Regions from separate parts of the Homo sapiens genome. Here region 1 is linked to region 2. The links are chromatin loops, found by intact Hi-C in ENCODE. Cell type or tissue: heart right ventricle. All regions are shown on one strand. Each heading gives the region's core, and the rest is flanking DNA. Links, peaks and the distances in the headings are about the cores only.

Region 1 (14,629 bases), core at 6,630-14,629, 160 kb after region 2:
TGAGTTTTGTTGCCTCAGCTTGAGAGTTCAGAGTTAAGCCCCCCCCCCCCCCACCAAAGCCAGTGCCACTTTGGCTGGAGGGCTGGGTCAGCCTCCCTGAGACCCCAGGACTGAGGGTGCAGGGGGGGTGGTTGCCCAGGGAAATTGGGGTGTGGCATGCACGGAGTGGGGCCGGGTGGGCAGAGACACTGTGTCTTGCTCCCTGTGTTGGAGATGGGGCCAGGTTGGGGTCCCTGCCTGGCCTGCCTTTCATGGCCAGTGTGTGTGTGTCCCATTGGGGTGGAGCAGGTGGCGCCGATGAGTCACTGGGTAAGTTTCATTCCTGTTATATTTAATAGTTGAGGGCCTCTTGGGTCCCCCCTCCAAGCCGTTGCTGGCGCTCCACCTCCTGTCCCCCCATCAGCCCGCTTCAGCTCCCCAGCCTTCCCTCACCTCTCTTGTGGCGTCCAGTGACCACGTCATAAGCCACAGGTCATGTCCTGGCAGCCCCTGGGCTGTATTTGGCTGTCAGACTGATTTATTGGGTTGGTTTTATAGTCAGTGTTTTTTTAGAAATATCGGGAGATGTCTCAAAATTGGGCTTCTTGGCTTTGCTGGAAAGATTTGGATGCCGTGGACCCCCTGCCCCACGTGGACCCTGTTCCAGCAGGGTCTGGAACATCAGGAATGTTTGGGGGCCACATTCCTGGGTCTCTGCTCAGTGTTGGCTGGGGCTGAGCTGCGGTCACCCCCTTCCTGCGGGCCCCTCCCCTCGGCGTGGTGCCTGCCTGGGCCCTTGTGTTCCGGCAGGGTCTTGGGTATCTACAGCTCTCCTCTTGCTTTTTGTCCCTGCCCTTCTTCGGGTGGATCATCCGATCCCAGGTAGACGCTTAGCTTCAGCCGTCGCCACTCCTGGGCGCTGAAGCATTTGTTTACTGTCTGAGCTCCTGGCTGCAGGGGCCATAGGACCTTTTGGGTTCTTGATCACTGTCCCGTCATCAGACATTTATTGATCAATGCCCCTGGGGTAATTGAATGGCCCAGATGCGTCCACTTCTGAGCATTGGACAGAGCTGACGTAAAGTGGATTCTTCCCGTTTAGCCTGGGAGCCCAGGCGGCAGTGGGGTCCTCCCATCCAGGCCCTTTGTGGTCCAGCCTGGCCACTTGCTGGGGGCTGGGATGGGTTGGGGAGGCAGGAGGGGACCCTTGTTGAGTGGGTGGGCTCTGTCGCCCTGGACGCTGCTGCTGGCACAGCTATTCTTAGCAGCAGAAACATTTGTCCTCATTCACATGTGGTGGATGCCTCCAGGGATCTACCCTGAAATACTAGAGGCGACCCCATAAATTCCTCAGAAAGCCATCCTTGAGGGCCTGCGTGCATGGAGGAGAAGCGGGAGGAGGCGTTTCCGGCAGCTGCACAGCTGTGGATGTGTTTGCCAGATGTTGGAGGCAGGGAAGTCGGTGGGAACCTTGCGGAGGCCGCCTTCACACTCGGGGTCTGGGCATGGACATGAGCGGGTGGGACAGAGACTGCAGACTGGTGGGCAGAGAGAAGGGCTCTGGCCCTGGCCTCAAGTTTTGGGGTCCAGGGGCCCCTCTGAAGCAGTCAGCCCTTCCCTGGGCCCTGGCCTTGAGGCCACCTGGGTTGGAGGCAGCTGGCGAGGGGAGAGCTCAGCTTATCGGGCGCTTCCGAGGGATCAGAGGTGCAAGTCGCTGCCCAGCCATGCCCTGTGGCCGTCATGGGGTCCTGAGGTGAGGTGGGCCAGAGACAAGGCCTGGACGCATGCTGCACTCGGCTCTGAGGGCCTGCTGAGTGCCGGGGCCACTGGCAACACTTTGCCTTTTATGGGGGCAGCCTGAGCCTTTGGGGCCACCGCGGAACAACACAAGCACAACACTAGCAATCAGGGAGGTCTCCCTGGAGGAGGTGTTGTTTAATTTTAAATTGTGGTAGATACATATAATGTGAAATTTACCTTCAGCCATTGGTAAGTAGATAATTCAGTAGTGTTAAGAATAGCCATATTGTTTAGCAACCGATCTCCAGCACTTTTCATGTGGCAAAACTGAATCGCTATATCTGTTAAACAGTAACTCCCCCTTCCTCGCTCTCCCCAGCCCCTGGTCCCAGCCATTTTCCTTTTTGTCTCTATGAATTCAGTGACTCTGGCCACCTCCTACGAGTGGAATCGCACAGTGTTTGTCCTTTTGTGGCTGGCTTCTGTCACTCAGCATAATGTCAGGAGCTGTGTTCCATGTAGTCTGGGGTTGTTGGTTCATTCTTAGCCATGAAGCAAAACGGATGAAGACCCAGGACCCCAACCCCGTCCGCATCCTTTAGAAACCCCAGGTCCCACCGCCTCTCCAGGTGCTGTCCAGGAGCTCAGCCCCAGCTCAGCCACCCAGCTCCCTGAGCCCCACTCTGGCATGGCCTCCCTCTCTCCTGCCGTCACAGCCCAGGGGCACGGGGTTAAGTGGTTTGCCCAGGTTACACAGCTGGTGCCAGCGTCTCCCTCCCCACTGCCCAGACACCAGCCTCCTCTCTGACTCCTCACTTCCCTCTGCAGAGAAGATTGCTGTTGGGAAGGCCAGATGGAGGAGATGGGTCTAATGGAAAACACGTCCCTCCTGGGGCGCCCGGAACTTAATGAGGAAGAGGCGGCAGAACCAGGCGTAATGTTTGTGAAGTACGCAAGTGGGGAGGGCCGCTCCCCGTGCAGGGCTTCTCGGGTGGAGCCACAGGAACCTGGAGTGCAGGGAGGGTTCGTCCTGCTGTGGTTTATCTCCCTCTCTTCCTTTTAAAATTAAATGGAAACAAAAAAAAAAGGAGGGGAGGAGGAAGTGATTTTGAGCATACTTCGCCGTGGCGGGGGAGCAGGGCCGAGCTGGCTGCCGTCCAGCGGACAGGAACGCTCCAATTATATTGGAAACAGTAACGGGCCTCCTCGGAGGCTCCGACCAACGCCACTTCCCTTTCTGTTCACTGAGGGCGGGCGCCTGGGCTGGCAGGGCCGTGGGGAGGGCCGGGGGTTTGGGCACCCGTATCCTGACTGTGTGGCCTTGGGCAAGTCAGTTCACCTTTCCGAGCCTCAGTTTTCTGATCTGTTCAGTGGGGCGAATTGTGTTTGGTGAATGGAACTGGAGCGTCTGCTGCCTCTGGTGTTAGCATGAGATAAATGTGGCCTGGAGTGGAGGTGGGGCCTGCTTTGCCTGGGGTGAAGGGGTGCAGGAATGGGGAAGCTGGGGGGCTTGAAGCAGAATGTGGGGAATGATAGAGGCTTTCCCAGTGGCCGAGGAGCCTCTCTAGAGGAGGGGAGAGATGGGGCTGGTGCTGGGGGTGGGTTTTGCACCTGGCCTATTTTCCCCTGGAAGCAGGAGCAGGACGTGGCACTGGGGAGACAGGAATAATGGGCTGGGGCATTTGGGCTCACTTGAGAATCACAGGCTCCTCCCAGACTCAGTTTGCCTATCTGCAAGGCGAAGATAGCCATAGTGACTGGCTTGGTTAACATCATCGCCATCACCTCCCTCCTTCCCCCGAGTGGTCGGCGTGGCAGAGGGCAGTAACAGCCACGCTCTCCTTCTGGGGGCTCTTCTGTGGGCCGAGAACTGCACCGAGATTCTTGTAGCTCTTTTTTCCAGTGAATCTTTCCAAGTGAAGCTCAGAGAGGTCAGGACCTCACCCAAGGTCACACAGCTGTGGAAGTGGCGGAGTTGGGATTTGGAATTGATCAGCACGTGGGAGCCCTTTGGAATGGCAGTGTGTCCACAGGAGGTGGCTTGGTTGAGAGGGCACTGGCTCGTTTCAGTGACCGAGGGGCTCAGCCCACAGCCTCCATAGCTCCTGCTCCTACAGGTGCAGCCCACAGCCTCCATAGCTCCTGCTCCTACAGGTGCGGCTAAAACTGCCGAGGAGGAGCCCTGCCTGGTGGGGGAGACAGCGGTAAACAGGTGGCTGTGGCACAGGGGGCCGAGTCCATGGGAGTGGCAGGGGGAGCGGGCCATGGCACCGGGGGGCCCCCTTGGGGTTGGGGGAAGGTTCCAAGGAGGTGCCAGTAGAGGCAGGAGCTGAAGGCTCAGGAGAAGACAGACTGAACCTGCCCCATTGAGTCCAACCAGCCAGGCAGGGCATGTAAACAAAGGTAGCTGAGTAGGAGGGGACGTGGCAAATAGGGAAAGCCGAGCCTATCTGGTGTAGATAGCCTCTGCCCACTTCCAGCCGGCCATGGCTGGAACCTCAGTTTCCCCTGTCAAACGATTTTGTGGTAAAATACGTACAAAATATACCATTTTGGCTATACTAAAGTGAACAATTAGTTTGCATTTAGGACATTCACGGGTTGTGCAACCACCACCTCTGTCTAATTCCAAAACAGTTTCATCCTCCCAGAAGGAAACCCCAAACCCATTAAACCGTCACTCCCCTCTCCTCCCTCCCCACAACCCCTGGCAGCCTCGGGCCTTTGTTCTGTCCTGGGAATCTGCCCCTCCTGTGAAGTTAATGGAATCATGCAGTGCGTGGCCTTTCTGAGCGGCTTCTTTGCCTTTTGTGCCATGTCTTCAGGGCTCACCTGCGTTGTGGCTGAGTCAGCGCTTACCTTTGCGTGGCTGAATCGTAGTCCATTGATGGACAGACTGCGTTTGTTTCATCTGTTTGTCAGTAGATGGACATTTGGGTTGTTTCTGCTTGTTGGCTGATGTAAATAGTGCTGCTGTGGGCATTCTAATCCTTTCTGTTTGTTTTGTCACCAGTTTTCCGTTCCTTGGGGATGTGTAGCTAGGAGTGGCATCGCTGGGTCATGGGGTAATTCTGGGTTTAACCTAGTGACTGTTTTCCACAGTGGCTGCACTGCACATCTGACATTCCCACCCGCAATGTGTGAGCAGCCCTCATTAGGAGAAGCCAGACATTCCAAATTTCCTGTGAAATCCCTCTTTATAAGAGCTGGTCTCTGGGGCTTAGCTGAGCTGACCCTGGGGTGAGGAAGCAAGTCCCAGGAAACTGCCCAGAGGGAGCAAGTCTGGGACCTGACGAGACGCTCCGGGCACCCCAGCTTTCTGGCTTTAACCTGGCCCACGTATCTCTACCCTGTACATCTACCCGGGGTCAAGGAGGAGGATTCCCAGGCTGGAGTCCTCTCGGCCTTTCTCCTCGAACCCAGCTCAAGGGGAAGATGTGCTGGTTTATGCTGAAAAGGGAGAAGTGGTGCCAGGTGGGGGACTCGGGAGAGTTGAGACCCTCCCACGCTGAGTCTGGGTTTGGGACTGGAGGCAGTTTTCCCTAGGGTCCTTCTTACTCAGCAGGCTGGGACTTGGGGAGCAGTTATATGGGTTTGGGGGTTCCTGAAGGCGACAGTGCCTTTCTGTGTCCCTCATGGAGCTGGGCATGTGGGAGGGCCTGGGAATATTAGCAGGATGAAGACATGCTTGGCCCTGGGGATTGGTTAGAAATGTAAGACCAGAAAAACCCGGAAAATGAAGCAGCTAAGTTGATACCCATCTGGTGATGAGTGTGTGCATCCATCCGCCCATCCATCCATCCATCCATCCATGCATCCATGCATCCATCCGTCCATCCATCCATCCATTCGTCTGTCCATCCATCCATCCATCCATCCATCCATCCATCCATCCATTCACCCGTCCATCCATCCATCCATCCATCCATTCGCCCATCCATCCATCCATCCATCCGTCCGTCCGTCCATCCATCCATCCGTCCATCCGTCCGTCTTCCATCTATCCATCCATCCATTCGTCCATCCATCCATCCATTCATCTGTCCATCCTCTGTCCATCCATCCATCCATCCATCAATCCATCATCCATCCATCCATCCATCAGTCCATGCATCCTTCCTCCTTTCTCTATCCATGCATGCATTCATCCATCCATCCTCCTTTCCTCCCTCCCTTCCTCCTTTCTCCTCCATCCTCCCATCTCTATCCCTCTTCCATCTTCTCCCTCCATCCAGCCACCCCCTGCTGAGCACCTGGGTGGGGAGTCTGCCAGTTGGGCCAGACCTGTCACTGGGTGTGGGCCGTGGTCAGCAGGGCCTTTTGCCTTTTGTCTGACTTGGTCACTGCTGTAGCTGTGCTTGTACAGTGTTTGCACATAACAGATGCTGAAATAATTCTCTAATTGATGAGAATGGGTCAGCAACCGGAGTTTGGGATGGGTTTGGCTTGCCTGGTCTCAGCTGGAGGGCAGACCGCACCCTTGTGGGTGGCACCCGGGATTGAGCTCTTAGTATTTGACCCTCAGCCCCTCCGGCAGAGCCAACGACAGGCTGGGGTTGGGTACCTGGCTCTTCCTTAGGGAGTGGAATGACCTTTCTGCCAAGTGAGGGCCAAGGAGTCTGGCCTCATTCCTGCAGGCCTGCCGCTGTGCATGGGTGGAGGCCCGTTTCTCTAGGGCCCTGACAATCGTGGCTGTCATCATTCAGGGTTACAGGGGCCCTTTTACCTGTGCCCCACACTCAGACACCTGTGCCCAGTGCTCCTCGACACAGGGGCAGCTACAGTGTCCTTTGAACACAGAGACGCCAGAGGCAGACTTGCCACAGGAGACCGCACGTCAGCCTTGTTTAAAGTGCACCAGCTGTGTCCTTCCTAGCTCCCTTGCAGTGAACACCCCAGCTTTCTGGCTATAGCCAGAAAGAGTGACCTCACATGCCTTCGCTCACCCCACTCTCCCCATCCAGGCCTCCCTGCTGTCCTCACACACCAGGCTCGGTCCTGCCTCTGGGCCTTTGCACCTGCTGTGCCTGCTGTGTAGACTCCCTCCTCTCCCCGGCGCCTTTGCATAAAAGGCACCTCTGGTGACGCACCCCTGACTGCCCACTTTCAAAATGTACCCCCATTCCCTGCCTGCCGCCTCCTGGTTCTGTTTTTCTCCATCGTGCTAACACCTTCTGCCATCCTCTTACTCCCGTCTCACCTGCTGGAATGGCAGCTTCACGAGGTGGGGGATTTGGGATCAGTAATTCACTGCTGTATCCCCAGCACCTTTCACACAGTAGGTGCTTAACAAATCGTGGTAGACAGAGTGAGCCACCAGGCCGGGCAGCAGGAGCTCTCTCTTCACCCCCTTCCTCATTGGCTGTGGGGGCCCCTCTGGACTGGGCTGGGCGAGGTGCACCCTTGCCACGTCCCACCGGCTTTCCGCATCTCAGGACTCACTCCAGAGCTGGATTCCTGAGCATCCGTTCTGCGCCAGGAGTCCTGCTGAAGGTGGCCATCAGATACTTGGCCAGTTCCCCAGTTTTTACTGCACGCCAGAAAGTAAACACCCAAGGTGTCAACAGCTCGACCCGTGGAGCTGGCGCTCCGCAGCGTCTTGTGCGCACATCCCAGAACTGCTGTCCCAGAGTTCCCCCCGGGCCGGCTTCTCCTCGGGCCAGACTGGCTGCAGTGGTTTTGTTTAGTAAATATTTATTAGATGCCTACTGTGTGCTGGGCTCTGGGGATACAGCAGTGAACAAAACAAGTATTTCTGGAGCACCTCCTGAAGTAGGTAGTGTTCTCCCTTAAGGTACGTCTGCGTGGAACCTGGGAGTGCGGCCTTGTTTGGAAAGGGTTTTTGCAGATCACATTAGTTAAGATGAGGTCACAACCGGATAGGGGAGGGCCCCAAATCCAATATGACGGGTGCCCTTAGAAGAAGGGGAGACACAGAGACAGGAGATGCAGTGGAAAGGCTGCGTGGAGATAGAGGCAGAGGATGGCACGATGCATCTACAAGCCAGGGAACACCGGGGGTTGCCGGGGCCACCAGAGCTGGAGGAGTGAGGAAGTAGGAAGGGCCTCCCCCAGAGCCCCCAGAGGCCGTGGGGCCCTGATGACAGCTGGATATGGACTCGAGGCCTCCAGAACAGTGAGACAATCCATTTCTGTTGCTTGAAGCCATGCAGTCTGTGGTGGGGCAGCCGAGGGCGCTAATACGCCTCGTGTGTGCCAGGTGCCGTGCCTCTCGGTGGCTGTCACACAATAGGTGCTTATTCCACAGTGAGTGGAACAAATACCTACTGAGCGGTGAGGGAGGCCGTATGTGGCTGAGCTGCAGGGCTCCTGGGGCCTGCCTGTCTTCGCAGGGCCAGGCTGGGACAGTGGAGGCACGGCCTGTGTTCCCGCCGTGGTTCCGCCCACCCCAGGGGGGCTTTGTGCCTTGGGCTTCTCAGAGTATCAGAGGGTTCTGTCGAGTGTGTGTGTGTGTGTGTGTGTGTGTGTGTGTGTGTGTGTGTGTGCGCGCGTGCGCGCGCGCTCGTGCCGTGGGCGCTCTCTGCCTGGCAGGTTGGTTTTTAATCCCGAGGCTCCCCCACCTGCCACAGGTTCTTCCAATGTCAGCACCCATTAGTTCCCAGAACATTTCAGGCACGTGCGGCGCAGAGCCCCGCGTGCCTTTCATCCTCCCCACAGCCCGCGGCTGAGCGCTCCGGGCACATCCTGTAGCTCCCACACCTCCACCAGCCCCCGCCTGCCCCTCACCCTGAGGCTGTAATTCCACCCTCCCCAGGTCTGAACCAGGCCGCTCAAGACACAGAAAATCTATGGAATGTGTCTCGGTGTGGCCTCATCCTGCCGGAGCTGGAGAGGAATGCAGGGGTGGGAGGCCCCATGGAAGCTTCCAGGGCCTCCCGGAAAGGCGCCTCTGCCCGGCCAGGTGGGAAGAGGACACAGGTGTGGTGGTTTCTGGCATCACTGCGTTGCTGGCATGCACCTCCGCTGGGCAGAGTCATTCAGTGTGCACCTACTGTGTGCCAGGCACCAGAAGGGGCTCTGGGTCCAGCAGGAGGCAAGGCGGACAGCCAGTCAGAGCTCACGGCCTGAGCTTTCCGCTGTGGATTTGGAAACCTTACCAAAGCCCGCAGTGGCCGGGAACAGGGAATGTGGCCCACTTGGCTTCTGCTGCTGCCTGGCAGAGTGCAGTGGGGGCGGGGGGCACTTGTGTGTTTGCTACCTCCTGGCAGGCATGGCCCAGGGACAGACCCCTGCAGCCGTGCATGGGGAGCCCCTCCACCTGCCTGCGTGGGATCTGCAGCCCTCCTCCAGCTGGTTCAGGGGCCAGCAGGGGCCCTGGGGCTGTGGTTGGTGGCTTGGATGTGCAGAGGCCTGCTTGGGCCCTTGGTGTCCCCGTTGGGTATCCCGGCCACCTGAGATCTACAAGTCCCTTGACCTCACCCAGGCACCGTCTTGTTCTCCTCGGAGGCCTGACCCTCCTGACTCTGCATGGCTGAGCACCTGCTGTTCCCCAGGCACCTCTCGGTATGCCACAGGCACAGGGTCCTCGCAGCGGGCCTGTGCAGCGGGACTCCTGCAGCGAGCTGTTTCCTCGGCCTGCAGAGTCAGCCTCCCTCCTGACTTTCATCCACCTGCCCATTTCCCCTTCTCTGTCGCTGTTGCCCTGATCCCCCAGTGTCCCCTCTCTTGGACATTTGCAGGAGCCTCCCCAGGTCTCCCTGATCCACTCTTGCTGTCCCCAGTGCCTGCTCGTAAAACACTGACCCTTTACTCTCCCCCGCAACCACCTTCTGTGGCTCCCCACTGCCCTGAGAACAAAATCCATCCTTACCCGGGCCCATGGGGCCCTGAATGACTCTGTCCCCACTTCCCCCCATATTCACTCAATGAATTTCTCAAACATAAACGGCACCTGTGCTCACCCCCAGGCCCTCGCTCACCCCTGGGCCTGTGCTCACCGCCTGGCGGGGGCTCACCCCCAAGCCTGCGCTCACCCCCCACCAGCTGGCGCTCACCTCCCTGCTCTTGCTCAGCGGCGCCTCCAGCTGGAGCACTCTCCATCCCCTCGCCTTCACCCTCTGGAAGTTCTTCTTCCTCGTATCTCCTGGCTCTCCCCAGGGCTGGGCAGAGCCCCTGGCCTGAGACCCTCCAGGGCCTGGACCCCGCTGGGTTCACAAGAAGTCCCCAGCACTAGCCCGGGGCTCAGCAGGGACCACAGTGTGTATGTAAATAAATGAATGCCGCCCACCCTTTCTGACCCCACCGCAGCCAGACGCAGCGGCGACATGGGGCGTTTGTGTCTGAATTCCCCCTCCAGCCCGGATCCATCCTCAGAACCTCCTTTGGCCAGGACCAGATCCTGGAGACCCTGGAGGGGCTCCCTCGTCCTCTCCTGCCCCCATCTTTGAGGAAATGATGTCATCATTTTTTTTGGCATTCACTTCCAAACCTGCTGATGAAAAGTCAAAGCTTATTTTTTTCCCTATTCGCAGTGCTGCACACCCGCCTCCTCTATCAAGTTTCAAAACCTTTGCATCACTGCCCTGTAAAACCCTGTAACCATTAGCAGGCCTCATTCCTGCCTCACCCTGCCCTCCTGGTAGCCACCAGTCTCCTTTCTGCCTCGTGGATGTGCCTGTTCTGGACATTTCATATCCGTGGAGTCAGGCAGTTCGTGGCCTTTTGTGTCTGGCCTCTTTGGTTCAGCATGACATTTTCTGGTTATGTGTGGTGTAGGACACAGCCGTCCTTCGTTCCTCTTTATGGCTGAGTAATACTCCATCGTAGGGATGGACTGGAATTTTTGCTGGGTCTGCCTTTTGGCTGCTGTAAATTCTGTTGCCATGAACATGCATACCGTGTTTTGTTTGAGTCCCTGTTTCCAGTTCTTTTGGGTGGATGCCTGGGAATGGAATTGGTGGGTCATATGGTTATTCTATGTTTAAATTTTTGAGGAACCGCCAAACCGTTTCCCTAACATTTGTTTTTTTTCGAGTTGGCAGGAAACGTGGCTCAGGTCGGGAGGGGTTGGAAACTGGGTTTCCTAAGCTCGTGGTGAGTGAGGGTGGCACGAGGTTACTGGAGTTGTTCCCTGTTCAGGCCCCACCGGCATGTGAGGCGCTGGGTGGGGGGCTGGTGGGGGAACCCCTTGGTAGGTGAGGGGCCGAGGTTCCAGCCCCATGCTCCGGGGTGGGCACTGTGTAAATCCCAGGCAGTGGAAAGCCAGCCAGCCAGCTGCGGGGCACTTTAGGACGGTGTCACCCTCCCTGGTCTCTGGTGCCCGTGTGCACCATGGTAAGCGTGTGCCAGGGGCCTGTCACCCCCAGGCAGCATCTCACTGGGCAAAGGAGGAAAGAAAAGCTGTGGGTAAATGAGACCTCTCGGCCACCTTGTGCAACTCAAAATCCAATAGCAATTTGGAAGTTGCCCGTGGTGCCCTTGAAAGAGGGGCAGACCTCGGGAACAGCACCCTGCAGAAGTGACGGCCTTATCTCCTCCGAGAGACCGGGAACTGTTTAGCACCTAGAGAGAAGGGAATAGAATTTGCTTTGCTGCATGAGATGACCAGGGTCTGCAGACTTTGAGCCGAGCTCTAGCAGGAAGAATTTTAGAACAGGGCTGGGTCCTGGTGGCCACAGCTGTTCTCTCTCCCAGGGCCAGACTCTTGTTTCTGGCTGCAGAACGGATGTCTCATTGCTCTTGGGGCCGGGCAGGGCTAGCTGTGCCTTGCCTCCCCATCATAGCGTCACTGGTGACTGGGCTGCAGCTGCATCATTGACAGTCCTGGTGACAGCAGTATTAGGCATTCTGGTTTGCTGAGCATTTACTGTGTGCTGGGAGCTGCTGAGTGCCTGCTGTCCGCCACCCGGCCTTTCCTGGGGTCCTTGCAGGAGGACTTAGGCAGTCGGAATATGCACAGACGTCTTCATGTGTGTGGGAGTGCGTTTGTGATTCCGATGCCTTCCTATTTATTCCACATAGTACTGGGTTTCTGTATACCTATGCTGATAATAAGCTTCTCTTGTATGTAAAGTTATGCCTAACTGAATGAAAGTGACAGGCCCGGGGCTAGACGGCTGTCGCCTGGGTAATCTCTATAAAAAAGTCCCTACGCGGGGGTGGCACATGAATGTCTGATGTTTAGGGAACACTGTGTGTTTGGAGGTTCAGAGAGGGCAAGTGACTTGCCCAAGGCCACGCAGCTTAGCGATGGTGGAGCGGGACGTGTTCCCATGTTCACGGGAATTGCGCCATACATCCTGTCTCGGGGCTGGGAAAGCCCACGCAGGCAGGACCGAGGTGGTGGTAGATGTGTCAGTCTTGGCTCCGGAATTCCTTGGCTTTTCTGTGTTTGAAGGATGGACAGCAGCCAGTTGAAGGGGTGGCCTCCTCTGTGACTCCTTCTTTCCCTGTGTGAGCCCGAATTCTTGGTGGCATGTGACAGAAACCCAGCTTGGGCTGCCAAAGACAAAACGTGCAGAAGGAGTGCCCTGGCTCCCCTAATGAAGTGAGCAGGCTTCGACCTGCCTCCAGCCACCATCGGACACAACCTGCTCTTACCGCCCTTTCGCCCTGCCTTCCTGCCGGTGGGCGTGGGTCTCAGGCAGGCTCCTGCTGCATGGTGGCCCCCAGAGCTCCAGGCTTTCATTCCCAGCTTAGATCCCCAGCAGAGAGCACCTTTCTCCTGGTTCCAGCAGCAAAAGTCTCAAGGCAGATTCTCATTGACTCCTATTGGGTCACAGGCTCATCCTTGAGACAGTCACTGGCCCAGAAGCATGCAGGACTCTGATTGGCCAGGACCGGGTCACATGACCATCCCTGGCACCTGGGGAGGGAGGGAGGGTCAAGTCTACACTAATGAGAGATGAGGTGGGGCCTGGGAGGCAGTCAGGGCCCCCAACCTTAACCTTCCTCCCAATGCCCCTCCACATTAGGCCTCCAAGGGCTTTCCTGCTTGGAGAAGGACGGTTACCCTCTTCAGGTTGGGGGAGGGGGTGTTCTGATGAAATTGCAGGGCTGGGTATGCTCTGTTTCCCCTCCTGACCCCTGACCTCGTGTGGTGCAGCCTCAGTCCTCCGCCACTGGAGGCCCACATCCAGGCGCTGGGTCCCGGTGCCAGGGTGCATTTCCCTCAGCTCTGGGGGGTGTGTGCAATTGTGGGGGTGCTGGAGAGGGCTTTGCATGAGGCAGGACCTGATGGACACACCTTTTCTGAGGGACTGGTTCAGGGAGAGTGTGGAGGGGGCCTTGGTCTGGGATGGGACCCTGTTGTAAGCCCAGCAGGTGGCGTGGAGCTGTGGCTGGCGGAGGAAGGGGAGAAGCCTTGTTGGGGGTGGGGGGTGCTTAGGGGTTTCCTGGCAAAGGCAGCTTCGGAGTAGGGGTCCCCGTGGCTCCCTTGCTGGGCCGTGTCTTCTCTGTGGGGCTGTTTTTCCATCTGTAAAGCTGCTAGCCCGCTTCGTGTTATTCCTCTGGCGTGGCCACGAGTAGATCCTCTCCCGTGGAAGGCTCCAGTATCTGCCCCAGGAGCCGTTTGGGGTACCTATCCCTAGGCTGCAGGGCCCGACTGGCTGTCATTCTGCCCTTGGCTCTTCCTGGTGTAGCCCTCCATGTCCTAATCCCACCTCCTAGTTTGCATCTGGCTAACCTCATATCAGTCCTGTCCCATGTCATGGTGTCAGCCTCCTGCACAGGGTCATAGCCTTGCCCAGGTCATGCTGTGGCCTGTGGCCCGTGGCCCGCCTGAGCTGGCCCTGGTCCCTGCTGCCCGGGACAGCGGTGTGTGATGTCCCTGCTGCCGGCCGCCCCTCCTGGGACAGGTGCTTTCTGGGAATTCTGCCCTGTGACTTAGAAACCCGGGGGCCATGGAGTGAAGTTGGATGGGCTTAGGGGGGCTGGGAGCCATCTGGGTGGTGGTGAGGGCAGCGCAGAGTCCCTGTGCCTGCCGGGTGAAGGCCTGGGTGGGGAGGAGGCCTCTGGTCCCTTGCGTGGCTTGCATGGCTCGGAGGGACCTTGAATGCCATGCCTGTCTCCTTGTGCTCCCGGAGAACAGGTGAGTGTGGCAGTGGATGGAGGAGGGTCCAGGCAGGCCCCTGGGTGCTCGCGTGTCCTCACGGGACCACAGGAACGACTCGGGGACCTGTGCACGGAGGAGCCAGCTGCCCCGTGGCTGATCTTGTTTTTCTTTTCTTGTTTTCCCGCAGGTGCCAGTGACGGGGTGGCCCGTGAGCTGATGACGAGGACTGGCTTTTAATCCTTGGTGGTGATTAAGAGAAAGCTTATTGGGGCCTGGGAGCAGCTCCCCGCCGACCCCCACCACCATGTCGGGATCCACACAGCCTGTGGCACAGACGTGGAGGGCCACTGAGCCCCGCTACCCGCCCCACAGCCTTTCCTACCCAGTGCAGATCGCCCGGACGCACACGGTAAGGGGGTGCACATGTGTGCGCCTGGGGCTACCTTTGAGACCCTTCTTCCATTCCACTGAGTCTTCACCCCTTCCTTTCTCCTGGGAGCCAGGCTCATGTGGCTCTGAGCCTCCCAGGGCAGAGGGGAGGCCGCCACAGAGACCCCTGGTGTCTGAAGCCTTTTCCAGAATATCTGATAAAATCTCTTTGCTCCCATTTTAAAGCTGGGAAGATGGAGGCTGGGGCCAGGCTGAGCTGGGGCTCTGCCCTCTCTGGACTGGTAGTGGGATTGGCACGCGAATGTGGAGCTCCTGCTGTATTCACTTTCCTGCAGCCTAGCCTCACCTCTGCTCCCCCGCTGCCGCAGTATTGGGTAGGATTGGGGTGGCTTCCAGGGGGCAAGGGGGCCGGATAGGTCACAGCTCCCCTTCCTTCCTGTCCTCCCGTTCCGTGTGTATTCACCTTGGTGCGGCTCGAGGCTCTGAGGTGAGGAGGCCCCACACAGG
Region 2 (15,951 bases), core at 4,988-12,987:
TCCATGCTGGTATGTGGATCAGGATGGGCTTTTTCATTGCTGTGTAGTTTTCCACTGTAAGGATGTACCACAATTCATTTATCCATTTACCTCTGATGGACATACAGGTAGTTTCCAATAACCTCCTTTTTAAATTTTGAGATGTCACCTTGCATGAAGCAATGCAACCTGGGACATTAATGGGATGGGCTAACTATATTTTTCTAGTATACATTAAATACATGCATAATTATTAAAAATAAAAGAGATACTCGTCTGGGACCACCTCCTGTCACTTGCTCCTGCACGAGGCTTGCTTTGGCAAAGGCTGCGAGAATTCGTCGCTGCCGCAGTTGCTGGATTGTTAGATGACGATGTCATTCAGGCCCGGTGGTGGCCCAGAGGCTAAGCTCCCCTTCCCACACCCTCCTTATCCCTGGACAAGAGGCCTTCTGGAAGGCTACTCCTGCTCTGGCCCCTGCCTGCCCTCAGCTGGAAGGAGACATTGTCTCAATTCATCCTGCCTTCAAAGGGCTCCTGTCTGAACCAGGCTCCCGGGCAAACCCCAGCCCAATCCTCGCCTGGAAAAACACACTCGGCCCTTGTTTAGACTGAGGCCGGCCTGCAGGAGGTCAGCCCAGCTGCGAGGGCAGAAGCCTCAGCTCAGCCACAAAACGTGGCGTGGGGGCCCCTCCACTTGCGGCCCCGGGCCCACCCCCGGAGATGGAGGCTGCTCAGGAAGGAGAAAGCCTCACACAGGGACCCTGTGTGCATCCCGGTGGTTGGCCAGGAAGGGCCGGTCTGTCATTCTGGGCTGGAGCTCTCACTCTTGTCAGTCCCTCAGAAACTACACACAATGGATTTTCCTTTCTTCCTTCCCAACCAGACCTTCCTGATGGCCACAAGTGCCCTCAAGACTCCCGATCATAAAAAGAAAACTTTCCCTAAACTGATGTTATAGACCCTGTTGCATCCCCCGCGATTCATGTGCTGAAGTCCTAACTTCACCCTCAGTGCCTCAGAATGCAACGTTATTTGGGAAGTAGGGTCCCTGCAGATGGAATTAGTTCAGATGAGGTCATACTGGAATAAGGGGGTCCCTCATCCAATATGATGTGCTTCTAAAGCGGGGAACTTTGGACACAGACACACACAGGAAGAATGCCATGGGAACATGAAAGCAGAAATCAGGGTGACGTATCCGCCAGCCAAGGGATGCGAAAGATTGCCAGCGAAGTACCAGAAGCTAGGGAAGAGGCCAGGAACAGATTCCCACAGAATGAACCAACCCTGCTGGCCCTTTGATCTCAGACTTCTGGCCTGCAGAACTGTGAGAGAATACATTTCTGTTGTGTAAGCTGCCCCATTTGTGGTACTTTGTTACGGCAGCCAGGGGAGACTAACGTACCCAACATTTCAGTCACAAGGACATTTATTGAAAAGGCAGCCCAGACCCATATCATCCATTTCCTTCCTTCCTGTAGCTCCTCATATCCGTTAGGGATGCCTGTTACCTGCAAGTTGCAGAAAGCTTAACTATCAGTGGCCTGAACAAAATGGGAGTTTTGTTTTCCTCCTCTAAAAAGAAACCTGGCTAAAAATCATACAGTCACATCAATAGATGCAGAAACAGTGTTTGGCAAACTCCAACACCTATCCCCGACAAAAACTCCCAGCAAACTAGGAGTAAAGAGGAACTTCAACTTGATAAAGAACATTTCCGATAATCCAATAGCTAACATCTCACTTAATGGTGAGAAACTAGGTTCTTTCCCCGTAAGGTCAGGAACAAGGCAAGGACATTCACTCTCACCACTCCTTTTCAAGGTCATACTGGAAATCATAGCTAATGCCATAAGACAAGTAAGAAAAGGTATACAGATTGAGAAGGAAGAAATAAAACTGTCTTTCTTCACAGATGACATGACTGTTTAGAAAATCCCAAAGATTCAAAACAATGACAAAAAACACTAGAATGAATAAGTGATTATAGCAAGGTTGCAGGATACAAGGTAACTATACAAAAGTCAATTGCTTTCCTACATATCAGCAATGAGCAAGTAGAATTGGATATTTAAAGAAGCCTGGCAAAAGCTGTTTTAGCAACCAGGCCATGTCAGGGCCTCAGCAGTTCTTATACCTTTCTCTGTAGTGCCAACATGCCTGCCAAAGCTCCAGAACATTCCAGACAGGAATGTGCAGGGAGGGAGGAGAGTAGATGCTGTTGGTGCTCACTAAGCCTCCTCAGGAGAGACTGCTTGAGAGTTTAACACCCTCAACCGATGACAAGTGGGGATTGAGTGAATAAATACCCCAACTATCTCACTCTTCAGGCACATAACTCTGAGCTTGTCTACGCTGTCTCTTGGTGTTCCTCAGAAGAATTGCTTCTATAAAGTGGGATTGGTGATAGTCCTTTCTTCATAGGGTTGGTGTGAGAGCTGCTGCATATAAACCACTGTGCAAAGAGCCAGGCATACAGTAAGTGCTAAATAAATGCCTGTGACTGTGAGCACTCACTCAGTATGGTTGGGGAGCAGAAGAGAGGCCAGTGTAGCTGGAGCTGGACCAAGGCCTAAGGGCAGATGAGACCATGGGCATCTTGGGGCCATCTGTGGTGACCCTTGACCTAAGAAGGTCCACAGACTCATTTTAAAGGAAGGCCACAGCTAGACTCAATCCCTAGGCAGAGTAGGCTAAGAGTGGGAAAACTCTGGACTTGCCAAGGTTCTGTTTCCACTGAATGGGGCACAAAGCAGAAATTTAGTTGAATTATAGAAAACTCTAGAGAGTTCTAGAAAAAAACCTGTAGCTGATGTGTTTGGAGTGGGGGTGGGACTCTTCCAGAGCTATGCTTTGGGCCATCAAGCCACAAGGGCCAAGTTTTTTGAGATTTTACAAGCCAGAGACTCGGGCCTCTGGTCTTCAGGTCAAAATCCCCCCACTGCAGCCTGGCTCTCTGTAAAGCCTGCCTCCAGCGTGGAAACGGGAAGATGCAATGTCTTAGTGGTTAAGCCATGGATGGCCACTAGTGGCCCTTGTCCTGGGCCCTTATCCTTGGTGTGAGATCTGGAATCTCTCTCACAGCCCCCGCTTGGTGTCTTCGTGGGTGGCAGCCTGTTGTCATGGAGGAAGCTGGGATGCAGTTGTGGATGAGTGAATTTATGATGGGGAAATTTAACACAGGGCTGATTCATGGCTTTTCATCCCAGGCCTGGGGGAAGCTCAGACCCCTGTACTCCGGCTGCCTTCATTTATTTCAGACTCGTGTGTGAAGAGGCCGGGGGTGGGAGAAGGGTGAAGAAAAGGTTGAACACCAGGCATGGGGCGAGAGCGCCTTCACCCACCAGGCTCCTCAGGAACCCAGTCCTGGGAAATGGCCTTGCAGAGGGAACAGTCGCAGCTGGGTTCCATTCTCCAGTTTCTAAAAGGAGGCAGGAAAAAAATCATTCTGCACATTTGCAGTCGTCTCCCTGCCTGGCTTTTTTTTTTCTTTCCTGCAAGCACAGAGGACGTGGTCCCTGTGTCCTGCCACAGCGCGTGGGGGCTCGTTAATTAAAGAGCCGAGCAGATGTCACTGTTCATTAAGCGCGGCCGCGTGGCTCCTTCTGCAGACACTGCCGCCCTTTGCGCTCACTACTTAATGACACCGCGTCTCCCTGGCTGCCCCAGCCCTGGAGAAGAGCAGGCAAGGCTGCGTTTCCCCCTAATTTGGCGGGGTGGGGGGCCTCCGCCCCACTGCGTCCTTGTCGGCTGGGGCGCTGCAGCCAGACACAAGGTGATGGAGACTTTTAATTTTCATCATGCCTATCCGTCGGAGCTCCGTTTTAAATCACTTTAACGGCAGATTAAAAATATATAAGCTGATATTAGAGGACATTCTTAGTGCCTTTATAAATATCTTAAATCAAAAGTTTGGCTTAATTGCACTTGAATGGGTACAGGAGGCTGGGGAGGTGGGGGCTGGGTCAGGTGAGCCCCCAGTGGCAGGAGGGGCGGGGAGGGGGCTGGATGGAGGTAGTGCCAGCACCGGGAGAGGAGGAGGAGGTTGCTGCATGGACTCAGAGTTAGAACTTCCATCTGTCCATCCGTCTACCCTGCTGGTCCAGATCTGGAGAGCACGTCAGGTATACCTGCACACCCCGGGCAGACCAAGCCCCTCTCTCCTCTGAGTTACCACCAGGCAGGGAAGATGCCAGTGAGCAAGGAATTCCACAGAGCAACAATTATTCATGGCACACTTTGCGTCGGACACTGTTCCGGGCACTTGATGTATATTATTTCATTTAATCCCCACACAACCCTGTGCATGGGGTTCATGATTATCCTCATTTTATGAATGAGGCTGGGAGAGATTCCGTGATTTGGTCAAGGTCACTCTGCTCTTCAGTGAGAGCCAGGATCTGGACACAGGCAGTCTGACTTCAGTCTGTGCGTTAACCACTGCCCCCTCCTGTCTCTCTTTCCTAATGGGACAAGTGTCAAGACAGGAAAGTTTCCAGGGAGGCATGGGGGGAGCTGACTGGGAGCCTGGCTTCAGCCTGAGGCATAGAGGAGGTTTCCGAGGCAGGGAGGTTGAAGCTGGAAACTGCTGGGTGAGTAGGGGTGGCAAAACGAAGAGGAAAGTGGGCAAGGCCCAGAATGGTAGGTGCAAAGGCCCTGGGGGAGGCACTCACTCAGTATGTTTGGGGAGCAGAAAAGAGCCCAGTGTCATTGGAACCAGACCAAGACCTAAAGGCAGATGAGACCATAGGCATTTCAGGGACATTGGTGGGGACTCTTGGCCCAAGGAGGGCTGTAAGTAGATTCAATCCCTGGGCAGGGTGGAAGAAGCCTGGGAAAGCTCAAGACTAAGCAAGGCCCTGTTTCCGCTGAATGGGACTAAAAGCAGAAATTCAGCTGAGTTCTAGAGCACTCGAGAGCCTCGCGTCTCACTCATCTGAGCCTGCTGAGGTGCGGTGGGAGGACAGCAGTGACGAGGAGGCTGATAGCATGCACTGACTGAGATGGTCTGCCTGTCTGAGAAATGAAGACGGGCAGATGCTGACCTGGAGGCTTGGCAGAAGAGAAGGGAAGTAGAGTCCCTGAGGGGTTGAGATGGCAGAGGTGAGGGGTCAGGAGCTGAGGCCGTGCTATGAAATGTCTCAAAAGAATGTCCTAGAATGTCAGAGGTGGAATGGCCTTTTGCCCATCAAGACAGGGTGGGGCAGGAGCTGAGCTGACTTCGGTCCACACTGACGCCTCTTTTTCTCACACTCCTGGATCTGCGCCATAAGCGAATCTTATTGCCCATACCTTAAAAATCCATCCTCAAGGACTGGGAGAGATATTTGCACACCTGTGTTCACAGCAGCAGTGTTCATAATGGCCAAAAGGTGGAGGCAACCAGAGTGTCCGTCAATGGATGATGGTTAAACAAAATATGGTCTATCCAGACAATGGAGTATTACTCAGCCTTGAAAAGGAAGGACATTCTGGCACAGGCTACGATGTGGATGAATCTTGAAGACAATATAGTGAGTAGAATAAGCCAGTCATAAAAGGACAAATACTGTCAGTTTGCACTGATATGAGGTCTCTGGAGTAGCCAGATTCATAGAGACAGAAGGTAGAATGGTGAGTGCCAGGGCTGTGATTCATGGAGACAGTTTTAATTGGGGAAGATGAAAAAGTTCTGCAGACAGATGGTGACGACGGCTGCACAACAGTGTGAAGGCCCTTCATGCCACTGAACTGAATGCTTGAAAAGGGTTACGATGATACATTTTATGTTATGTGTATTTTACTACAATTTAAAAAAATCTGTCATGACTGTGACCACTTCTCTCCAGCCCGCTGCCTCCCCTGGCTCCAGCTAGCATCATCTCTGGCTTGGACAGGTGCAGTAGTCTCCTCGACGGCCTCTCAGCCTTCATTCCCACAGTTGATTTTCCACTTGGCAGCCAAAGGGATCCTGCTAGACCTAAGTCAAGACAAGCCACTCCTCTGCTCAAACACCTATAACAATTTCCCTTGTCCCTGGAGGAAAAGCCAGTGCTTACCACAACCCACGATGCCCTGCGGGGTCTACTCCCTCACCCTCTGCTGTGTCCCGAGGCTCAGTGCCCCCTCCTCTCCCTCTCCCTCTCTGCCTCATCTGCTCTGGCCTCCTTGAACATACCAAGCACACACCTTCCCCAGGACCTTTGCACACCAGTTGCTCCCTCTTTCTGGAAAGCCCTTCCTTCCAGAAAGAATGGAATATTACTCAGCCTTAAAAAGGAAGGACATTCTGACACAGGCTACAATGTGGATGAACCTTGAAGACATTATATCGAGTAGAATAAGCCAGTTTTAAAGGGACAAATACTGTCAGATTCCACTGATATGAGGTCCCTGGAGTAGCCAGATTCACAGAGACGGAAATTCTCTATGAATCTGGCTACTCCAGGGACCTCATATCAGTCTCTTCCTTCCTTCCGTCATTCCTGCCTGCCTCACTTCCTCATCTCCTACAGGTCTTTTCTCGATTGTTTTCTGCTTTTCCAGCAGCCCTTCCCTGACCTTCCTATTTAAGGTCACACCTGAGTCCCCCTGATTTCTCCCACCCTCCTTGCTCTATTTTCCTCCATAGCTGGTAAATAAAATTTATGTGAGGCCCTCGTTTTGGACTGAGCTCCTGCTCTAGGCCCCAGCAGACCAAGAACGGAGCCACTCCTGCAGGTGCCGTGTAATTAAACTGAGCTTGGAAATGGGGGTAGTTTGGGCTGGGCACAGTGGCTTATGTGTCTGTAATCCCAGCACTTTGGGAGGCCAAGGCAGGAGGATTGCTTGAGGTCAGGAGTTTGAGACCAGCCTGGGCAACATAATGAGACCTTATCTCTACAAAACAATAAATAAATAAATAAATAAATAAATAAATAAATAAATAAATAAATAAATAAAAATTACCCAGGCGAGGCATTGCACACCTGTAGTCCCAGATATTCAGGAGGCTGAGGTGGGAGGATCACTTGAGCCTAGGAGGTTGAGGCTGCAGTGAGCTATGATTGTGCCACTGCACCCCAGCCTGGGTGACAGAGACCTGTCTCTAAAAACAAAAAAGAAAGAAAAAAATAAGCAGAAATAGAAGAAATGGGGGCAATTTTTCTAATAGACTGGAGATTCACAGCAACCAATCAAGGAGGGCCCAGTCAACCTGAGCCAGCCTAAAGAACCCCTTCTGCTTTAACCCTTACAAAGAAAGCAACTTGAAATAACCTGATGTTGAGCAACACGCTGTTTTGGTATCATGCTGATGCTGGCTCTCTAGTCGTGGGTGCATTTGGTGTTCAATGATATTGGTGAAGGGGCTTTATAATCTCAGCTCTGTATACACCCCATCATGGCTTCCGGGGCCACGCTTCCCCTCCTTGGACACAACAAGCTCATCCATACCCCAGGGCCATTGCACTGGCTTTCTCTCTGTTTTGAGATGTAGACACAGCTTGTTTCAACTCTGCCTTCAAGGCTCGATGTTTGAGCTTGCCTCCTCCAAGAAGCCCTCTCTGATCTTCTCCAGAGATCCCTGCCTACCCTGTTCCCTAGTTTTTTGTCTTTCTAGTCCTTTCCGTTTCTGAACGTATTTCTTTGTAGTTGCGTCTGTCTCCTCTCACAAACCTGTACAAACCTATCCAGTCTGAACACAGGGACTTTGTCAGTCCTGTCCTCTGCCATGGCTGTGTTCCCACCAGGCACAGAGTGACAGCTCAATGGATCTTTGTGGACTGTGTGACCTAAGGCAAGCCATCTCACCTCACAGGCCACCTCTTTTTCTCATCTGTAATTTGGGGTCTTCATTCAGCTTGGCAGACTCATGGGATCTAGTGAAATGTTGGTGGCTCTGTAAGCCTTCAGATCATGTTGAAATTACATTAAAAAGTGAGGCTCCTGGCTGGGTGCAATGGCTCACGCCTGTAATCCCAACACTCTGGGAGGCCAATGCGGGCGGATCACGAGGTCAGAAGATCGAGACCATCCTGGCCAACATGGTGAAACCCCATCTCTACAAACCATACAAAAAGTAGCTGGGCTTGGTGGTGCGTGCCTGCAATCCCAGCTACTCAGTAGGCTGAGGCAGGAGAATTGGTTGAACCAGGGGGTCAGAGGTTGCAGTGAGCCGAGATCGCGCCACTGCACTCTAGCCTGGCAAAAGGGTGAGACTCTGTCTCAAAAAAAAAAAAAAAAAAAAGTGAGGCTCCTTATTAAATTGTGGGGAGGTCTTCCACCCTCCCCACAAATCCCCTACTCCCCACATCCCTAAATCCAACCCTGCAGGAGGAATTCTCCCTGCCTCGCAGGCTTCAATCCCAGAGGGCTTCCTGAAGGTGGGGCCATTCTCCAGCCAGCTTTATCAGCCCTTGGGGCTGCAGGGTTGTTTCCCACATTTCAAAGCCTCCTCCTACTCCCCTGTTCCCTTCTCAAAGCCCTGAAACTTCCCCTCTGTAAGCCCTAGCCATCACTGCCCACCGCCCCGCCTCCCAGGCTGGGCCAAACATTTTCTTCAAGAATGCAAGTGGTCAAGGTCACGGCCTTCTCCTCTAGCATCCCCCGCCCCCTAGCCTGGGGAATTAGACTCTGGGCCACACCATCTGTCTGAAAACAATTAGCAATAAACACCAGCGCACTGGGGCTCTGGGTCATGGGGGCTGGTGGGGGATGGAGCGTGGTGGGCAGGGGATGGAGGAGGATGGAGCTGTGGGGGTTCTGAATGCAGAAGAAGGTTCCCGGCTGAATCAGCTTCCTGTCTGTGGGCCAAGAAAAATCCTCCCGGCCACCCCGGGGAGAGAGCTTCCCAGCAGCCTCTTGCAGAATGGAGAGGAGCCTCTACGCAGAATGCAACCTCACAAAGCCCCGGCCTCAGCTGGGGAGGCGGCGGGGGACCATCTGGCGGAGCGTGGAGATGTGTCCCAGCCAGACGGAGAAGCAGCCTTATTTGCGATGTATTGTGTGTTCCGTTTCTCAAAACACTCCACGCATATGCTTCAAGTGTATGGCTTGCAGCCAGCTGGGCCTGGGGTCGGGGGGAGGTGGGGAGACTTCCGAAGCCAAGGGGAAGGGTGACGGGCCTGTCCACGGAGTGCGGACCTCTCAAATGCTCCCCACAACCCAGCCCCAGCTGGCCTGGCACGACCCTGTTCCCCTCCTCCCCTGCTTGGCCTGCGCCTAGCTCTGAAGGCTTTCCAGTCTTGTTCAAATGTCACCTCCCCTTAGAAGGCAAGGCGAGTCTGATTAGCCAAACTGAGTTTATCTACATAAGGTTTGGCTCACCAAGCTGTTTTTTTCTTTTTGTTAATTTGAATAAGTTGCTAGTGAAAAAAAAAAAAGATTTTACATAAAAATCTGGATGTTCAGCTTCTTTTGAAAAATCGAAAGATCTGGCAAGTCTGGGCAGCAGGCCAGCACGGCGCCGGTCAGCCAGGCTGGAGGAGGTGGATGGGCGTCCCTGTAGCCAGGCGTGACTCTCCTGTCCCCGTATCCTGTTCATCCACTCACTGAGTCCACCATGCTGGGACCTGTTGCTGTGCCTGGGCTCTTACCGGGTTTAGATTTCCACAGGGAGACAGACACTGAACCCCTGAACCAGTGCATCCACAACACAATGTCCCATAGTGCCGAGTGTCACACAGGAAATAGCAGCGAAAGGGTGGAGGGGAAGACGAGTGGGAGAGGGTGCTGCTATTTTACATGAGAGGCCAGGGACGATGACGGGCCCCACGTGGAGGAAAGGCATTCCGGCGGGAGGGAACAGCAGGTGCAAAAGCCCCGAGGCTGGCACAGTTTGGGTGTCCGAAGAGCAGCACGGAAAAGCCGGAGGCCTGGTGTGGCGGGAGGTGGGTGAGTGAGCAGTGGCCAGGCTTCCTTCAGAGCAAGTGACCAGGACATGCCAGGGTTTGGGGTCCCCCAAGGTAGTCTGGGCCAGTGAGCCTCAGGGGATTTTCCAAGGTGGGGGCCAACTTTGAGAATTCCAGGTGGTTTGTCCTGGAATCTCAGCCACTCCTGAAACAGACTTTGAGGGTCCCAGTGGGGGGGCTTCCCCAGAGGCAGTGGCCCCTGGTGGTTAAGGGGCCACTTAGAGCCTGAGTTCCCCATATGTAAAATGGGGTAATTGAAACCCACCTCAGAGGGTTCGTGTGCTGTTAGATAGTATCTATGTGTATGTCTCTGTACAACTGTCCATGCACAAGGTTCAGACAATGCCAGGTGCATAGAAAGTGTGAAGTAACTCTTTGCTATTTTTTTTTTTTTTTTTTTTGGAGACAGATTCTCACTGTCACCCAGGCTGGAGTGCAGTGGCACGATCTTGGTTCACTGCAAGCTCTGCCTCCCGGGTTCAAGCGATTCTCCTGCCTCAGCCTCCTGAGTAGCTGGGATTACAGGTGTGCATCACCACACCCAGCTAATTTTTGTATTTTTAGTAGAGACGGGGTTTCACCATGTTGGCCAGGCTGGTCTCCAACTCCTGATCTCAGGCGATCCATCCGCCCGCCTTGGCCTCCCAAAGTGCTGGAATTACAGGCATGAGCCACTGTGCCCGGCTGCTGTTAGCCATTTTAATTTAAGGATCAAGTAAGATTGCTGTTTAAGGGAGCAGTTCCCAGACTGTTTGGCCCCTAGACCCTATGACACCCTTAGAAATTACTGAGGACTCCAAAAGGGCTTTTGTTTATGTGGGTTCTATTTATCAGTATTTACTGCATTAGAGATTAACATGATAAAATTTCAAAACATGCATTTATTTTAAAAGAACAATTTTATGCTCCTTAATATGTTGAGTAATATATTTTAAGAAAGATAACATTTTTTTCCCAAACATAAAGAAATAGTGAGAAGAGAGTGGCATCGTATGTTTCACAATTTTGCAAACCTCTTTCACGTCCAGTCCCTTAGAAGAGAGCTGGATTCCCAAATCTGCTTTTGCATCCGGTCTGGTGTGACTTGGCGTTTTGGTTGAAGGACATGAAGAAAACCCGACCTCACAGAGATGTAGGGAAGGAAAAGAAGGACCCTGTGGATCCCTCCAAGAGTCTCAGACCTCACTTTGAGAATCCCTGGTCTAGGGAGTCGTCCAGGACATGGTGTGGGAGGGGACATCTGCTTTGTCCCTACTGCTCCAAGGTGGGGACAGGGCTCCAGGAGGTGAAGCCTGGACTCCAGCTCCCGAATAAGCATCTGCCTGCAGCGACCCAGCAGGGAGGGAGACAGGCGTGTAGCAAGGAGTAAGCAGGAAGTTACAGCTCAGAACGATGTGGCCCGTGGCCCGTAATGGGGGGAGCACAGAGAGACGCCCCACCCAGCTGGGAGGCGGTAGGGGAGCTGCAGTCCCCTGCAGGTGTCCCTAGGTCCCCAGGATCATCAGGATTCCAACCCTGGCCACTCACATGGAGTCCCCGGGTGCCCCAGCCTGCGTGGCTCGGCGCTGGCCACGGGTGGTCACTGAAACTTCCCTTCAACTGCTTCAGTGGCCTCATCCCCATTTTATAGAGGAGGAAACAGGCTCCCACCTCCAAGATGGAGTCACTGGTGTGGGTGGCAGAGTCTGGGAGGGCATCCTGGCCCTGGGGCCCCACAGGTGCTCCTGCTGCCAGCATCGAGCACCTCTGGGTCTCTGGGTGACGACGGGGCAACAGACGGGAAAAACGGGTCCCTTCTCTCCCCTGCACTGCAGGCTCCTATCTGCAAAGACAGCTGCTGCCAGGTGGGGGCAGGGCTTTGCCCCTTGCTGGCTGCCCCCAGAGCCTCAGTTTCCTTATCCATAAAATGGGGGTAATGACATTCATGAACTACATGGGTTCCCTCCTAGGTAGCTCTGAGGGTGAACCGAGAACACAGCCCGTGTGGGCCTGGCACACTCTAGGCACACAACCAGCACCCGCCCCTGCCCGTGGCCACCTCCACTTGCAGAATGTCCCCAGCACTCACTCTGCTTTGCCTGCCATCTCCCCTCTGTGCTGTTCTTTATAAAAGCTCTCCCTTGCTGGCCACTTACAATCTCTCCCTCCTTTAAGCCTCTCAGCAGCTCTGCCAGGAGGGTAGCATCCTTATCCCCATTCTCCAGAAGACAAAACTGAGGTTGGGGTGTAAGTGTTTGTACAAGGCTACACAGGCGAGCAGACACATACGCTTTTCCCCACTCCACCCTTCGCAGAAACACCAGTGGGTTGCAAGGGTGTGAGGCTTGTGGACAGGCCTTTTCCCAGGAGGAATGAAAGAGAAACTCCACAACCCCATACGGGTGGGTCCACAGCTGCCTCCGTGAGCTCCAGACTAGGGTGTTCCTGGGACACAGGACTCATGGTACTAAGACTGGGATGGCCCCAGGCAAACCTGGATGGAGTTGGTCACTCCTGCCCTCGTGGCACCCCAGTCTCTCCCCCAGGTCTGGGATGGGAGAGGAAAAGGGATGGTTTGACCAGAGCTCCCAAGTCTCCCATCCTGGGAGCTGGTTTTAGCCTCTTCCCTCCCCAAAACCTGATCCCTCTGCGGGGTGGGACCAGGCAGCTGCAGCGGGGGGTGGGGGCAGGCACGGGCTGGCTCGAGCCTGCCAGGATGACCTCATGTGCCCACCCCAGGGCTCTAAGGATGTGACTTCACCAGCAGATGCGGGAGGCAGTTCAGGCCACAGGCAAACATGGGGCCAAGAGGAAGGGGACATTTCACATCTTGTCTAGACAGTCATGACCCTGGTGACCTTGGACGGGTGGGGACACCTCTGCCTCCCAGCTGGAGATCAATCTGGAGGTAGCCAGATGGGTGTCAAACCCAGGCCCAAGACCCTCTGCTGATAGCAGAAAAATGACAGAGGACACTAGTTCCCATCTGGACTTCCCTAGGATGCTAGCTTAATCTCTGGTCCTCACCAGAGAGCTCTCTGATAGGGAACTGAGGCAGTGTATCCGAAACCAGATCTGCGACTTCCTGGCTGTGTGCCCTTGCGCAAGTTGCCTAACCTCTCTGAACCTCTTTCCTCAATTTGACTCTCTGAACCTCCATTTTGATGTATAAAATAACCCATCTGTTAGACAGGGGCCTGGAAGGTCAAACAAGAGAACGAACCAAGTAACAAGAATATAAATTAACAGGCCTGGTGCATGGGCAGGGGGATGCTAGAGGAGCAGTCAAAGCATAACCTGTGCACGCAGCATGAGGATGAGTGTGGAAATGTGAGTGTAAACGTTAAGGAAGCTATTAAGTTTTAAGCAGGTCCCTTTGGACACCCGCTGGTCTGTACATGGCTATGACCTCAAAATAAGGGTGCTTTTTCCCAGTGCATTCTGGCCTCCACTTTTATGCCACCTTTGTCCCCAAGTCCCAGCTTTGGTGTCAATTCACACATTGCACCAGCCATCTCTGGCTTGGGGAACCTGGGAAACTTGGAAGTGCCTCCAGGGGAGGTTTTGGCCATAGGCAGACTCAGTCCTTTCCAGAGCTCTTTCTCAGTTTCTCCTGGACTGCAGGGACCAGCCAGCTCCTTCCTCTCAGCTCCCAGGGGCGTCAGAACTCTGACCCGTTTCCCTGTGAACACAGCTGGCCCTGCCTTTAATAGGCAGCTGCTGTGTAAGGGCTCATCCAGTGGAAAGGATGAGGCAGGTCCGCTCATGCTGGCACAGAGAGGCTGACGAAGGGGGTGGGAAAGGCAAGCAGCGGGGCTGCAGGCAGGGTATGGGGTGGGCAGAATCCTGTCCCCAAAGACATCCATGTCCTGATCCCCGAAACTTACATGGCACGAGAAACTTCACAGATGGGATTCAGTTACAGATCTTGGGATGGGGAGATGATCCTGGGCCCTAAACATAGTCATAATTGTCCTTGTAAGAGGGAGATTTGACTATAGGAGAAAGCAGAAGGCAGAAGCTGTGACCTCTGTAAGCAAGAGGTTGTAGGGATGCGAGGACGGGCTCACGAGAGCAGGAATGCAGGTGCCTCCAGAAGCCACAAAACACAAAGAAATGCTTCTCCTCCGGAAGGAACCGGTCCTGCTGATGTCTTGCTTAGCTCAACGAAATCGATCTCGGACTTCTGACCTCCAGACAATAAGAGAATATACTGGTGTTGTTTAAGCTGCTATGTTTATGATCACTTGTTACATCAGTAATAGGAAGTAATATAGTGCTTTAGCTCAGGTACGTGTTTGCGTGTAGAGAAAGGTACTGAAGGACACACTCCAGGCTGTTGGTGGCAGTTGTCTTTGGAATTCAAATTAAGAGAGGGGTCCATTTTGTGCCAAACACAACTTATTTATTGCTTGCTTTTTTTCAATAAAGAATACCTATTTCACGTATGATTAGGAAAAAAAGGTGTAACTATTGATTTTTAGGGTCCTATGCAAATTAATCCTCCCACCCCTGCCAAGTGGCTCCTAATGCCTCAGGCAGACTGGACCCTCCTTCTTTCTGACCACAGTCTGTTAGCACCCAGTGGCATGGCAAGGCCAGACTGCAAGCCTGGCTACCTGAATTCAAACCCCAGCTCTGCTGCTTCCTATGTGACTGTGGGGCCATCATTTAAACCATTTGGCTTTGATTTCCCAGATTTTTTGTTTGTTTGTTTGTTTTCATTTTTGTTTTTTTGAGATGGAGTCTCACTCTGTCACCCAGGCTGGAGTACAATGGCACGATCTTGGCTCACTGCAACCTCCAACTCCTGGGTTCAAGTGATTCTCCTGCCTCAGCTGCCTGAGTAGCTGGGACTACAGGTGCCTGCCACCATGCCCAGCTGATTTTTGTATTTTTAGTAAAGATGGGGTTTCACTGTGTTGTCCAGGCTGGTCTCAAACTCCTGACCTCATGATCCCCTCACCTCGGCCTCCCAAAGTGCTGGGATTACAAGCATGAGCCACCGCTCCCAGCCTTGATTTCCCTGATTGTAAAATAGGGGTCTCATAGGGGACTGGGCATGGTGGCTCATGCCTGTAATCCCAGAGCTTTGGGAGGCCAAGGTGGGTCGATTGCTTTAGCCTAGGAGTTTGAGACCAGCTTGGGCAACATGGTGAAACCCCGTTTCTACAAAAAAATACAAAAATTAGCCAGATGTGGGGCATGCACCTGTAGTCCCAGCTACTTGGGAGGCTGAGGTGAGAGAATCACCTAAGCCCAGGAGGTTGAGGCTTCATTGAGCTGTGATTGTACTGCAGCACTCCAGCCTGGGTGACAGAGTGAGACCTTGTCTCAAAAACTATATATAGGGGCCTTATAGGGTCTGTGTCACGGGTCCCCCAGGCCACCCTCAGGTTCAGGGACTTGCTGGAAGGACTCACAGAACTCAGAAAGCTGTCATACTTGTAGCTATGGTTTATTACAGCAAAAGGACACAGACAGGAATCAGCACAGGGAAAAGGTGTGCAGGGCAGAGGCTAGGAGAAGCCAGGCACAAGCTCCCAGCTATCTTCTCCCAGCAGAGTTGCATGAACAGCACTTATCTCTTCCAGAAACTGTGTGATGACACACACAAAGAATTGCCAACCAGAGAAGCTCGCCTGAGCCTCAGTGTCCAGGGTTTTTATTGGGGGTCAGGCACATAGGCATGGAGCGTCCACGTAGCTGACCTCAGTTACTCACTCTCCAGCCCCTACAGTGGTCAAATATTCTGTGTGGCTCAGGGCACCAGGCAAATGAAAACAGGCATTCAATATAGTCAGGTTGTTAGCATCAACCACGTGGTGTGGCCCCTGGCCCAGATACAAAGACACTCATATCAGGCATGATATTCCAAGGGTGTGAAGGTTATGTCCAGAGCTGATCAAGGTCCATTCTTTTCTTTGGAATGTGCAGGGTTTGGACAACCCAGGCCTGCTGAGTTCACTCTCCACTGCCTCACTGAAGTGAGGCTTGCCTGCACAAACCCGTGGACACTGCCTAGTGCTGGCTGCTATTGTCCTGGCTGCGTAGGACTTATTGTTTCCTTATAGGATTGTTTCACCAATTGTTTCCTTACGGGATTATCAACATCTTGAGG

Evidence for each region. A loop is a pair of places that touch in the nucleus more often than their neighbours do. Peaks named below come from ENCODE experiments on the same cell type or tissue, not always from the same donor. Only the 100,000 strongest peaks of a DNase experiment are listed, where the experiment ranks them.
Region 1: it touches region 2 in a loop (1.8-fold over the local background); 1 of 110 quality-filtered maps calls a loop at or near these places.

What each region holds. Positions count from the first base shown.
Region 1 is chr12:124,494,659-124,509,287 of GRCh38, reverse strand. It overlaps NCOR2 (nuclear receptor corepressor 2), which reads left to right. Exons shown (of 49, transcript NM_006312.6): 3 at 13,920-14,141. The coding sequence starts at 14,037. Among named protein-coding and RNA genes, the nearest start is that of NCOR2, 66 kb to the left of the region's middle. RefSeq lists enhancers at 425-534, 62-647, 12,596-12,725, 12,380-13,338, 13,339-14,298 and 3 more and a silencer at 709-923. In heart right ventricle, for the core only: a CTCF peak has its summit at 9,771; a DNase peak (open chromatin) is centred at 11,427; H3K4me3 peaks cover 834 bases; H3K27ac peaks cover 5,369 bases.
Region 2 is chr12:124,648,689-124,664,639 of GRCh38, reverse strand. No RefSeq gene overlaps it. Among named protein-coding and RNA genes, the nearest start is that of NCOR2, 89 kb to the right of the region's middle. RefSeq lists enhancers at 11,872-12,385, 12,386-12,899. In heart right ventricle, for the core only: no CTCF peak of the experiment used is centred there; DNase peaks (open chromatin) are centred at 8,709, 9,419 and 11,249; H3K4me3 peaks cover 1,378 bases; H3K27ac peaks cover 5,505 bases.